3 separate regions of the Homo sapiens genome follow, and regions 2 and 3 are each linked to region 1. A link is a contact called in ENCODE Hi-C data. All regions are on one chromosome and are shown on one strand. The core of a region is the stretch at or near the end of the contact, and the rest is flanking DNA. Distances in the headings are between cores, read along the strand shown. Region 1 has its middle 120 kb from the start of FRY-AS1. Region 2 overlaps FRY (FRY microtubule binding protein). Region 3 overlaps FRY (FRY microtubule binding protein).

The links. Hi-C counts contacts between places; a loop is a spot of excess contacts on that map. Pooled maps may share reads with other maps.
Region 2: a loop to region 1 is called in a map of IMR-90, with 2.6 times the contacts of the local background. The contact joins two enhancer-like sites. A Hi-C loop is called at or near these places in 2 of 168 maps with a recorded cell type or tissue (IMR-90 and naive thymus-derived CD4-positive, alpha-beta T cell) and 2 of 37 single-sample maps with no recorded cell type.
Region 3: a loop to region 1 is called in a map of left ventricle myocardium inferior, with 2.2 times the contacts of the local background. The contact joins two enhancer-like sites. A Hi-C loop is called at or near these places in 1 of 168 maps with a recorded cell type or tissue (left ventricle myocardium inferior), 2 of 37 single-sample maps with no recorded cell type and 6 of 50 pooled maps.

The regions. Positions count from the first base shown.
Region 1 is chr13:31,908,561-31,912,318 of GRCh38, reverse strand. It overlaps the pseudogene EEF1DP3. Among named protein-coding and RNA genes, the nearest start is that of FRY-AS1, 120 kb to the left of the region's middle. Within about 2 kb of position 1,903, at least 4 of the 41 ENCODE cell types and tissues checked have a DNase peak (open chromatin) inside an H3K27ac peak, as active enhancers do; they include left ventricle myocardium inferior, where a contact is called at or near this core.
Region 2 is chr13:32,132,690-32,136,447 of GRCh38, reverse strand. It overlaps FRY (FRY microtubule binding protein), which reads right to left. Exons shown (of 61, transcript NM_023037.3): 9 at 1,452-1,544; 10 at 1,265-1,363. Among named protein-coding and RNA genes, the nearest start is that of FRY, 100 kb to the right of the region's middle. Within about 2 kb of position 1,852, at least 3 of the 41 ENCODE cell types and tissues checked have a DNase peak (open chromatin) inside an H3K27ac peak, as active enhancers do.
Region 3 is chr13:32,115,766-32,119,523 of GRCh38, reverse strand. FRY (FRY microtubule binding protein) reads right to left here. Exons shown (of 61, transcript NM_023037.3): 4 at 2,051-2,190. Among named protein-coding and RNA genes, the nearest start is that of FRY, 86 kb to the right of the region's middle. Within about 2 kb of position 1,608, at least 14 of the 41 ENCODE cell types and tissues checked have a DNase peak (open chromatin) inside an H3K27ac peak, as active enhancers do; they include left ventricle myocardium inferior, where a contact is called at or near this core.

The DNA of each region.
Region 1 (3,758 bases), core at 654-3,153:
GTGACTGGAATATGAGCATTCAGATGCTTGTGAAAATACAAATTCCAGAGCCATAACCCTGGAGATTCTGAATCTGCAGATCCAGCCTGGGCCCTAGGAATCTGCATTTTGGCAAGCATTCCCCAGGGGGATTTTTATGCAGCAAGTTTGTTGATAGGAATGATCATTTAAGATCAATACTTACTAACATGGAAATGTGGAGATTATTAAATGAGAAAACACTGGCTATAAAAGTGTGTATAGTCTAATCTCAGTTTAAAAATACCTAGATAGGTAGATACATAGCAAAACAGATAAACATAGAGGTGGACAGAAAGTGTTTGGAAGGATAGGCACTAAGGTAATACCAATAAACTGTTGTAGGATTACAATGTTTTTCAAAAAGTATTTTTCTTATATGTATTTTATAATTTTCTACAATACATTTACACTGATCTTGGACTAATAAATAGATAATTACATTAAAAAAGAAATATTTACTGACTTCCCAATGTGCATTGAGCATTAGGACTACAAAGTGGAATCAGGCCATGATTCTACCTTGAGAACCTCAGTCCCTAGAGGGAAACAGACAATTTCCCAGTGTACAGGGCACAGCATCGAAAGATCTGTGGCATCCACCTGGATGCAGCGCTGTGAGAAGGCTGAGGACTTGAACCCTCGCTCTCCCTGAGGCCGCCCAGCCATAGCACTGGACATTACAGCAGCACTCTCATCTGGCTGGACCAGAGCTGGGAAAGGCTGGAACAAATACTGGTCATATTGGGGATGAGGAATGATTTCCCCTCTGAAAGGCTGTTTTTGTTTTTGTTTTCTGGTAAAAGAACACAAAGAAAACAACCAGAAAACCCAAACCAATACACACCACAACATGAAAGACAAAGAAATAACATAAAAACAATGCCCTTTACAATGCGAGATGGGACCTCCCTGTGGAAAGATGAAAAGCAGATGCTTGATATATTGCTGCACATGCATTTGTGTCATCTCTCCCTTTCTGGCCATGGTTATTCTGCTATAATTTGTTTTCTGCTGAATTAGATCCTACCCCATCCTTCAAGCTCAGCTAGTTCCTTCCATTTCGCCAGTCTCCCCTAACCCTTCAGTCACATAGCATCCCCATCCTTTAAACACATAGTATTTTATCTGATACACATTTGCAAATTTCATGTCTGGTATGTGTGATTTATATCTTAGATTACGTAAGTTGTCTTGTGAATTTTTTGTGGTTTTGGGGTTTGATTTTTTGTTTTGAGACAGGGTCTCGCTCTGTCACCCAGGCTGGAGTCTAGCGGCACGATCACTGCTCACTATAGCCTTGAACACATGAACTCAGGCAATCCTCCTGCCTTAGCCTCCCAAGTAGCTAGGACTACAGGCACACACCACCACACCTGGCTGCTTTTAAAATTTTTGTGGAGACAGGGTCCTGTTATGTTGCTTAGGCTGCTCTTGAATTCCTGGCCTCAAGGAACCCTCTTACCTCCTGAAGTGCTGGGATTACAGGCATGAGCCACCACACCCAGCATGTGAATATTTGGTCACTAAGAGCAATTTTAGGCACATACATATTAAGCATTCTATACACACTTTTCAGTAAATTATGTTGAACAAAAATACCTCTGATTTTTAAGACAGCTTAACACTAGAAAATAAACCTTCTAGCTACACTAAAATGGTTGCTTATTATTAATAAATGCCAATTTAATTTTCTAACTTTTTTCAGCACTTCAAATTTTTGCAGCACTGCCACTTTATCCTGATACATTCATATGTTTTATTTTAAATTCAACAGTAGACAAATACTGATCAAATGCCCAAATTCTGTGGTTCTAAAAGTTTAGAAATAATTCACTTCCTCTATTATTCATTTCTAGCAGACTAGAACTACTAAACATTTTAACACACGTGACTGTCTCTTGGGAGAGGACAAAGTCACAATCTAAGAATAATAATGTGTTTTCCTTAAAAAAAAAAAGTCTAAGAGGAGGACTATTGTTAGAATTTCTTTTCTAAAATTCAGCATGGGAATAAAAGACCTGCTTTTGAGAAGATGCTGACTGTAATGATAAATAATAATAAATGTTTGACTCAAATCATAAAGCTATATCGTATAACTTCAAATAAATGTCTTCAAGACAAGGTAGTGTATTATTTTAAAAGCTTTAATTTTTTAATAGCAAAGCTAAGAGAAAAGCAGAGGCACATTATAACATTACTCTAGCGCCCTCTGGTGTCCCACGTGCAGCACACCTTTTTTAGTTCATCATTTGCTGTTTCTATAGCTATTTGCAAAGGAGCATTTTGGGAAACGACTAATGTGTCTGGAGAGGAATGCCTCATTAAAGAAAACCAAATATGTGAATCATACAACATCTTACAACCAAATGATTTGCTAATTATGCCCATACATACTGTTTACCTCACTCTGGGGAGCTGGAGTTGGCATTACGCTTATTAAAGCCACACAGGTAAGCGGAGTTGATTAAACATGAGGGCTTGAAAAGGAAATATCTGTAATACTAGCCAATGTTTGCTTCGTAGAAAATTTCCATGGGAAGCTACAGGTGATGTGATAAAAGCTGGATGTTTAGTGGATACCTATCATTATTAAACCTGTTTTGGTTTAAAAACATTGCAAAATTTAGATGAGTGAAAATTAATTGTCACAAGTGATGTTAGTCTTTGTGGGTCAGAAATGCAAATATGCCCCTTTAAAACGCACACACTTAAAACTGACTCCATATTGAAAAGTCAACTTAACCTGAAATATTAAAATAATAACTGCAACTTGTAAATATTATAAAACAAAGGATAAGAGCATGTAAATTATAAGTAGGCATAAAGGAAAAACAAAAACCCAAATAACTCCACTCTAATATGAGTACCAATCTCTGAAAGAAATATACCCAAATGTTAACAGAGTTTGTATTAAAGTAATAGAATTGTGTCTAACTTTTTACTTATGCTAACTTCACCTATTTCCTTTTGATTCTCTCTTCATCATCTAACCCCAAATCCCAAGTGCTAGAAGCAGCTGTCCTCATTTCTGGCTACTGTTGTCCTGTCTTTTTCATTGTCACAGCTGAGAAATTGACAATTTATGTAATCCAGTTCATCTGCTTAGCAACAGGAAGGGTGGGGCTCAAAACAGAGGAAAACTACCCAGTAGCATTTGCAATTGTGAAATGAGAAAGGAAGAATGGGGAATTGGCTAAAGGTCATGTAAGTTATCTCTGAGGGGCTGAAAAAAGAGATCAAACTATTTTCAATTCTAAATCTCAAAAGGATAAGTCAGAAGAAATGTTCTATATTCTTCTTAGACCTCTATAATTACAGTCTTAAGATTGCCACGTGATTGAAATGCCATAAATAGTGCTTCACTGACAAATAAATACAAAGTTATTTGCTCCTGAATCTCTAAATGTGTCAATTTTGGGCTTGGCCTCCGAAATTGCCTTAGGGAAACAGTGTATCTTAGCTGAGAGTCAGATAATCCCATGCAAATAGGAGTTTCAGCCAGGTGAGAACCCATAATACAGCTACTCTGAGCACGAATCGCACTCCTTGTCCTGCTGTACTTCCCATTTTATCTTGCATCAGTAAAAAGGAGGAAAGAATGGGAAAAGAACTGGAGTATCACTGGAGCAGTTCTTAGTACTCCAAGCTTTCCATCTTTGTCAGAACCTACTTAGAGTTTGGGCTACAGTCTCATCGCATGAATGAGGACCCAGCAGTGGTAAGAGCATAAGGGTCAT
Region 2 (3,758 bases), core at 603-3,102, 220 kb before region 1:
TATCTTAGAGGTAGTTGTCTATATTTTCTTTTGCATGCAACCTTCTGGTAATTAAGGAAGATTCCTAAAAGAAGTGTTATTGCATTGGTAAACTCTACCAAGACAAATTTAACCACAGGAGGAATTTGCTTATGACCAAATAAACAGAGGTGCTACTGTGCTTTTCCTGCCTAACTGGGCCAGCTTCCCGCAGCAACTTGAGAAGACAGCAAAGGTAATGAACAGCCACCGAAAAAAATCATACATGCAGAACCCATCACCATTTTGCTAAGCCAGATGTAATAGACCTTTATGATTCCCTCTTAATCAAGGGCCATGAAATAAAAATGTAACTGGCTCATCTGTTAACTTGAATTAACAAGAAACAACTGCCCACAATGCTTAACAGTTCATTAGTCGTTTTTTTTTAAATTAACTTAGTTTTAAAGGGACTTGGAACTACTGCTACCATTGAGTGCAGCTCTAATGCTAGTCAGTAATCTAAAAAATATGCATGCAGTTAGTCACAATGACCACAGAATGTAGACGAATGAGCAAATTTGTCACCACTACCAGCAAAGCAACCCTAAGTACCTGCTCAAATCATGGTAGGGATGCTCATCCTTTGGAGACTAGCATAAACCATGCCAGTAACCAGATCCCTAAACAACTTGCTTCCTCCTGACTTTCACATTACAGCTGTTACATCACTCGCCGATTCATAAACCAAAGCTTTATTCACCATAGCGGGTAAAAGGTGGTGGTAACCTAAAAGATTTTCTATACTGCTCTTCAGTACCGAAACCTTCCCAAGAATTATTTTCCCAGCCTTCAGATAATCCTTCCTATGGGCAACTGTCTATTTCCCAACTCCTTTTCCTGCCTGTTTCCATTTTGATCCTAGCATCCAGATAGAAATTTGCCAGGGCAGGCTCCTGGGGATTGAGAAGAGAAACTGTTATTATAAACTTTAGCCTTCAGATTGGAAAAAAGTTCTCAGAAATTAAAATAAAAATCAAGTTAAGCCAATCTTGAAAGTAAATAACAGACTCCTTAGGACCAGAGGGTCATCTGAGGTGATGCGGTCTAATCCCCCTACATGAATATCATTCAATCATGGTCAATACAAAAAGCCAGCTTCAGTTTCAAATGCTGCCTCTTTTTGAGGGAGCTTTAGGTACTTTTCCTATCTGTGGAGTCCTTAGGATCCTCAAACAGATTCCTGTCTAGGAATTTTAGTCTGTGCAGTTTTGTTTGTGTTTTCGATTTTCTCATAGTTACTAACCAAGGAATGCTTCTTTCGAGAAGAAAGTTCCAGCGTGGTGTCATACAGGCTTTCCACAAAATTTCTAAGGCAGGGAACATTTACTTCATTTTTAACAGCCTGAAATAGAGATGCATGTGAATATTATATTAATAAAATTGTTGATTTTGTGATACAATTTGAAGGAGTTTTTAGAAATGAAACTCACAGCAGCAACTGGAACAAGTATTTCAACAAAAAGCCCAGCCAAGGCATGCTTGATATCTTTGTCTTTGACCTCGAGGAAGTAATGTGCACATTCCTGGGAAGCAGAAAAAGAGTATAGGGAGGGAGAGTAGGTTGAAATGTACACATAGAATGTATTTAAACAAGTTTCAGTAAGTAGCTCTTAATTCAATCATGTATCAACAGAGCATATTCCATAGTCTATTAAAAATCACTGGATTCAAACATTTGTATTGAAATTTGTATGTTTGCAATGGCCTCAATGACATTCTGCAAGGCTGGTTTTTTCACTCTTATATTTCAATTCACTATTCTAAAAGGACAAAGCATCTCTAACCAGCAAGCACACGTGTATCCACTGAGTCACTGGTTGATTCATTCAGTCATTCACTTCCAATACATTTCTATTTATTACTTAGTGTGTGTGTTAGGCCCTGGGCTCCTAGTTAGCCCACAAACACAGATCCCCAGGGAAGGTAAACATGGGAAGAGAGGCAGAAGACATCGAACTTATTTTAGGCCCTATGCCTGACAGCCTCAGGCACAGAGCTGTTTACTTGTTCGCTCTGACATTTTAGGTGTGTTTATTATTCACCTAGTTTCATAAGCAAGTCAGGAACGTTTCCCTCTCCCACCTCAACAAGGAAACCTTTAGAAGGGTTCCTTAAGAAAGGACACTACTGCCAGTGGACTGTTGTCATATGTAAGGGTGTTCTTGGTTGCTCAATGACTCATTCTGTAGGAAAGTTGGCCTGCCAACATTTTTTTTTTAAACAAAATGTCAACTTTTTTAAAAGGAAAGTTGGCAGAATTCTGCCCACCTCTCTCTCCTTCCTGGCCTTATTGGTAGTAACTTATTGTGGTCTATATCAGGTATTGTTTTCATTCAAGAGTCCAGGGCAGCCAGATGCCATGGCTCATGCCTGTAATCCTGACACTTTGGGAGGCCAAGGCAGGCAGATCGTTTGAGCCCAGAATTCCAGACCAGCCTGGGTGACATGGCCAAACCCTGTCTCTACAAAAAAATACAAAAATTAGTTGGGCATGATGGCGGCACCCGTAGTCCCAGCTACTTGGGAGGCTGAGGTGGGAGGATCACTTGTGCCTGGGAGGCAGAGGTTGCAGTGAATCAAGATCATGCCACTGCACTCCAGCCTGGGTGACAGAGTGAGACCCCTGTCTCAAATTCAAAAAAAAAAAAAAAAAAAAAAGAAAGAAAGAAAGAAAGAAAAGAAAGAGTCCAAGGCTAAATATAATAACATGTTAATATCTACACTGGCTATTTCCCTTTATTTTCTGTTGCCATTGGGAAGATTGCCAAAAACAATCCCTAAAGTCCTCATTCTATCAATATCATATTAAGACCTCAGCTCAAGATAGGCAACACCAGTACGGGAAGTCACTGAAACAGCTTTCCTATACAGATGAGCTCTATAGTTCCCAGAATAGTCATTCTTTTGCTACATTATTTTGCATAAGTATGTAATACTCTCTCAAGTCTTAATTCATGTATATAGATAAAGGAATTATTAATATGAGAGTGGGATAAATAATAAAATATTTAACAGTTACTGAGTGTTTGTCATGTGCTAAGAATCCTCAGAACCACTCTCTAAGGTTAGTGTCATTATCATCACCTTGCAGATAAGGGAAGTGAGGATGGGAGGGGTTAAGTGTGACTGGTCAGGTCACAGAGCTGGTAAATGCCAGAGCTTGAATTCAAACCCGAGAAGTTTGATACATAGTCCCCCCAATATATAATAGTTTTATTGTGACATAATTTATGTAGTATGCAATTCACCCATTTAACATATACAATTCATTGACTTTTAGTATAATCACAGTTGTGCATCTGTCACTACTGTCAAATTTAGAACCTTTTAATGACACCCAAAGGAAACTCTACCCCTCAGCAGCCATCTGCAACCTCCCTATCCACTCCCCATCCCCAGCCCTAGATAACTGTTAGTCTACTTTCTGTCTCTATGGATTTGCCTATTCTGGACATTCCATATAAACAGAATAATATAATACATGGCCTTTTGTGTATGGTTTCATTCACTTAGTGTAACATTTTCAAAGTTCACCCATGTTGTGGCATGTATCAGCTTCACTACTTTTTATGGCCAAATAATATTCCATTATAGGGATATATCACATTTTATCTATCCATTCATCATTTTATAGACATTTGGGTTGTTTCCACTTTTTGGCAACTATGAATAATGCTGCTATGAACATTTGTGTTCAAGTTTTTGTGTGGACATATATTTTCATTTCTCTTGTGCAT
Region 3 (3,758 bases), core at 359-2,858, 210 kb before region 1:
GGCAGAAAAAAAAATGTAGACCTTTGATTCTATTTTATTTAATAAGCCAAATTATGTTTTCAAATCAAAGTAAGACATATACATTTCTAATAATGAATTCAACTTTATTGCTGGTTTGCAGTCTAACTGCCAGGAGCCAGAGACATTTGACAGATTTATTTGGCAGTCCAAATGCTGATACTGTACTAATCTCAGAAATCACAACCCAATGTGCATCCCTGACATCTATTTTCAGTAGTTTATGCTCCTCCTTAAAGTCCCCCCAACCTTTTTTTCCTAGTAGCAGAAACTCACATTTAGCTACACCATACCCTAGAGAGCTTCATTCATTTGGCTGTTTTCTAAGCACATTTTCTCTCTTATTTTAAAAATTCAAGCATTAACTAAAATGCTACTAAGTCAAATTTTACTGTCCTGATTCTTTATCTGATCTCAGTACTTACTCTGATCTCCTGAAAATAATCAGTAACACAATTTTAAAAACTATAATTTTTAATCCATAAAGAAATCAATTCATGAAAAATCTAATTTCAGCAACTAAATTCTGACAAAACAGAGGAACAAAACTAAAACTCAATTCAACTCACTAAAAACTGTCCCACTCCCTGCCCCTGGGAAGGTTTAATATCTGTTCATAAGACAACATGTAATATGGAAAAAATAATAAAATGATCCTTTTAATTTCTTAATCACATGGTCTGAACCATTTTTCAGATAAACAATTTAAATTCTATTTTTAAAACCTGATAAATTAAAAAAATATTCATGAGGAGAGGCTGCTAATGGGTACAGGATTTGGGGGTGATAAAAATGTTCTGAAATTAGAGTGGTAATGGTTGTACAACCCTGTAAATATACTAAAAACATTGAATTATATACTTTAAAAGGGTGAATTTTATGGCATCTGAGTTATATCTAAAAATTCTAAAAATTTCCTTCTTCACTAAAAAAAATTCAATACGAAAAAGTTATTAATCTCTCTCCCAAACAAAATTATATGATTAAATCTTGCATAAATTCAAGCACATTATAAAAGCAGATTACAAATTTTGTTGAAGTGTAACATGGTAATGTTACAATTCTTCTATTTCAAAAGAAGTCTTTTGAAACAGTATTAGGACTTTCAAGAAAAATGAGAGAAATAAATCATTCACAAAAAGTAGTTAATGTCTGATTTTCTGGTTGATTAATTTCAGTTTACAGACTTTAAAAGTATTTTTTTAATTGGAATAATCCATTCATGTGGAGAAATCTAACTACTTTTTAAAATAATCTTTTATTTTTTTTAAAAAAGGTAAGTGTATTAATCTTTCTTATATTCACTGCCTTGCTATAGGTTGACTAAACATATGAAATTATATGTGCTTACCTAAAATTTGGGGAGGACACACATTAATGAGAATCTTAAGTTTTACAGATGCTGATATGCTCCTGGAGCAGCAAGTTCCATTTTTCAAACCCACAGGAAGAAGGGAACAGAGAATAAATAAACAAAATACTCAGCTGGAAGGAGGAGTTGGAGATGGTGTCACCTAACTTCCTTGTTTTGCTCACAAGGAGGCTGAGGTACAGAGAGGCGGGGAGCTGCCCAAAGTCACATGGCTAAATAGTGGCAGCGCCAGGACTACCACTAACGTCCAGTCCAGCGTCCTTCCCACTACAGTACACTGAGCACTCAAGGTTACTGGAACGAGGACTAAAATATCTTGGCATGTCACGCAAGGCCTGAAGTCAGCATTCTGCTTTGGGTGTAGACTCAGTGGGAGAGGGCAGAGGAAAGAAGCTGGCAAGAAAGTGACCTGTGGCCCTTCACACCTGTCTCCACCAAAGTTGAAATAAAGCTGTGTATGAATTTTCAACCCGTGACGGCTGGCAGTGACTCGGTGCTCCAAATGGGTTACCTGCTACAGACACAGGGCCCCTGCAGCACCTGCTAGGCATCCTTGTGAAGAGTCAGGAAGACCCAATTGCCTTGTAACTCTAATTTTGATTTATGTTTCCTGAAAACAAAACAAAATAAAACCATGATCCTTACACAAAAGAAATGTACCTTTTTGATTTATTGCTTGTTCTTGGTCTGTATTCATGTGATTCATCCTCAATGCCATTTTGCCTTTTATACCAGTCAAATAATGTACGTAGAATGGAAGGCAGGCAGTACTCAGAAAGGGAGCTCATTGAGCTGATGACCTATGGAGGAAAATGCAGGTGATTAGAACACTGGTAGCACTGCCAATTACTGAGAAACTTTTTATTTCACAAGTAACCCCAAGCACTACTCACTAAAATATTTTCTTCCGTATCACAGTCCTTTCTTTCATAATCTTTATTAGTACATTCCCAAGAGCCTGTCTCTTAATGGTGACAAATGTTCCCCATATAAGAATAATTTTGTAGTTCAAGAAAGTTAATTACTTTGACTCCCTTTCATTCTAGAAATCAGATGTTAATTGCATACAGGTTATTCATGGAACTGCAAAGATATTATGTTCCCACGTTCATCTGCCTAAAGTAGATGAATGCTTCTTCCGTCCTAAAAATGTTTGTTGTATAAATATATGAATACAGTTACATTAATAATTTACATGATATAAACAAATCTGCCCCCATCACCAAATAACCTAAGTGGTAATAATAATGTATGGTTTTGGACAATAATTATTCATTCATTAATTTGAAGTATGCCCCAAATTAGACTCAAAATATAAATGGGCAGCAATAATTTACCCCCTGTTACATTAAAGGCAAACTTCTCCCTTTTTCTTTAAAGAACAAATGTGCCTTTGGTAGAATTGTTATTCTAATTTCCTTATCTGGAAAGAGTCCTGATTTTTTAACTGATTACTATAAAAAAACACTTCAATCCATATCTCATTACTCTATGCAAAAGTTTCCACAAAATGCCTCATAAATTTAAGTATAAAACCTAAAAATATAAAACTCCAAGAAAACATAGGATAAAACCTTTGTGACTTTGTATTAGGCAAGGATTTCTTAGGTACGGCCCCATAAGCAAAGTCTATGATAAAATTTCATATAATGAAACTCTTCAAAACCAAAAACTTCTGCTTTTAGAAGAATTCAGTTAAGATCGTGATAAGGGACAAACCACAGAGTGGGAGAAAATATTTGCGAAACACATGTCTGACTAAGGCCTTGTCTCCAGAATATGTAAAACTACAATGAAATGGGTTTTAACTAGCTAATCAACAAACTGTATAAGCAAATTATAACGCCCAGAGTTGATGAGCAGTGATAAAGTGGATATATTCATATACCGCTGATAGAAAAAAACAGGCATAACATCTCTGGAAATACATATCAAGAACCTAATAAAAATCATTCCCAAGAAGGCCACTCTTAGAATTTATCTCAAGTCCATAATTAAAGATAAGTAAGAAGGTGCAGGACAGCATTATTTATTATAGCAAAAGGATGGAAACAACATAAATGTCCAACTACATGTAAATGCTTAATAAGATGTGGAATTTGGTGTGGACTATTTTTGAAACCATTAAAATCATATTTTAATATAAATATAAAAATATGACATGAAAATGTTCATGATATGGTAAATGAAAAAAATGAAGAATCATTTAATTGGTATGATTCCAATTTGTTAGAGATACTATGTAAGTATACATATGCAGAAAACAGGACCAGAAGGAAACATACTAACATATAGAGTGCATGTGAAAACCAGGGGTTCTTAGGTCAGATCACTAGAGGGAGAAGGAGGCTGGGAATTTAAGAGAAAT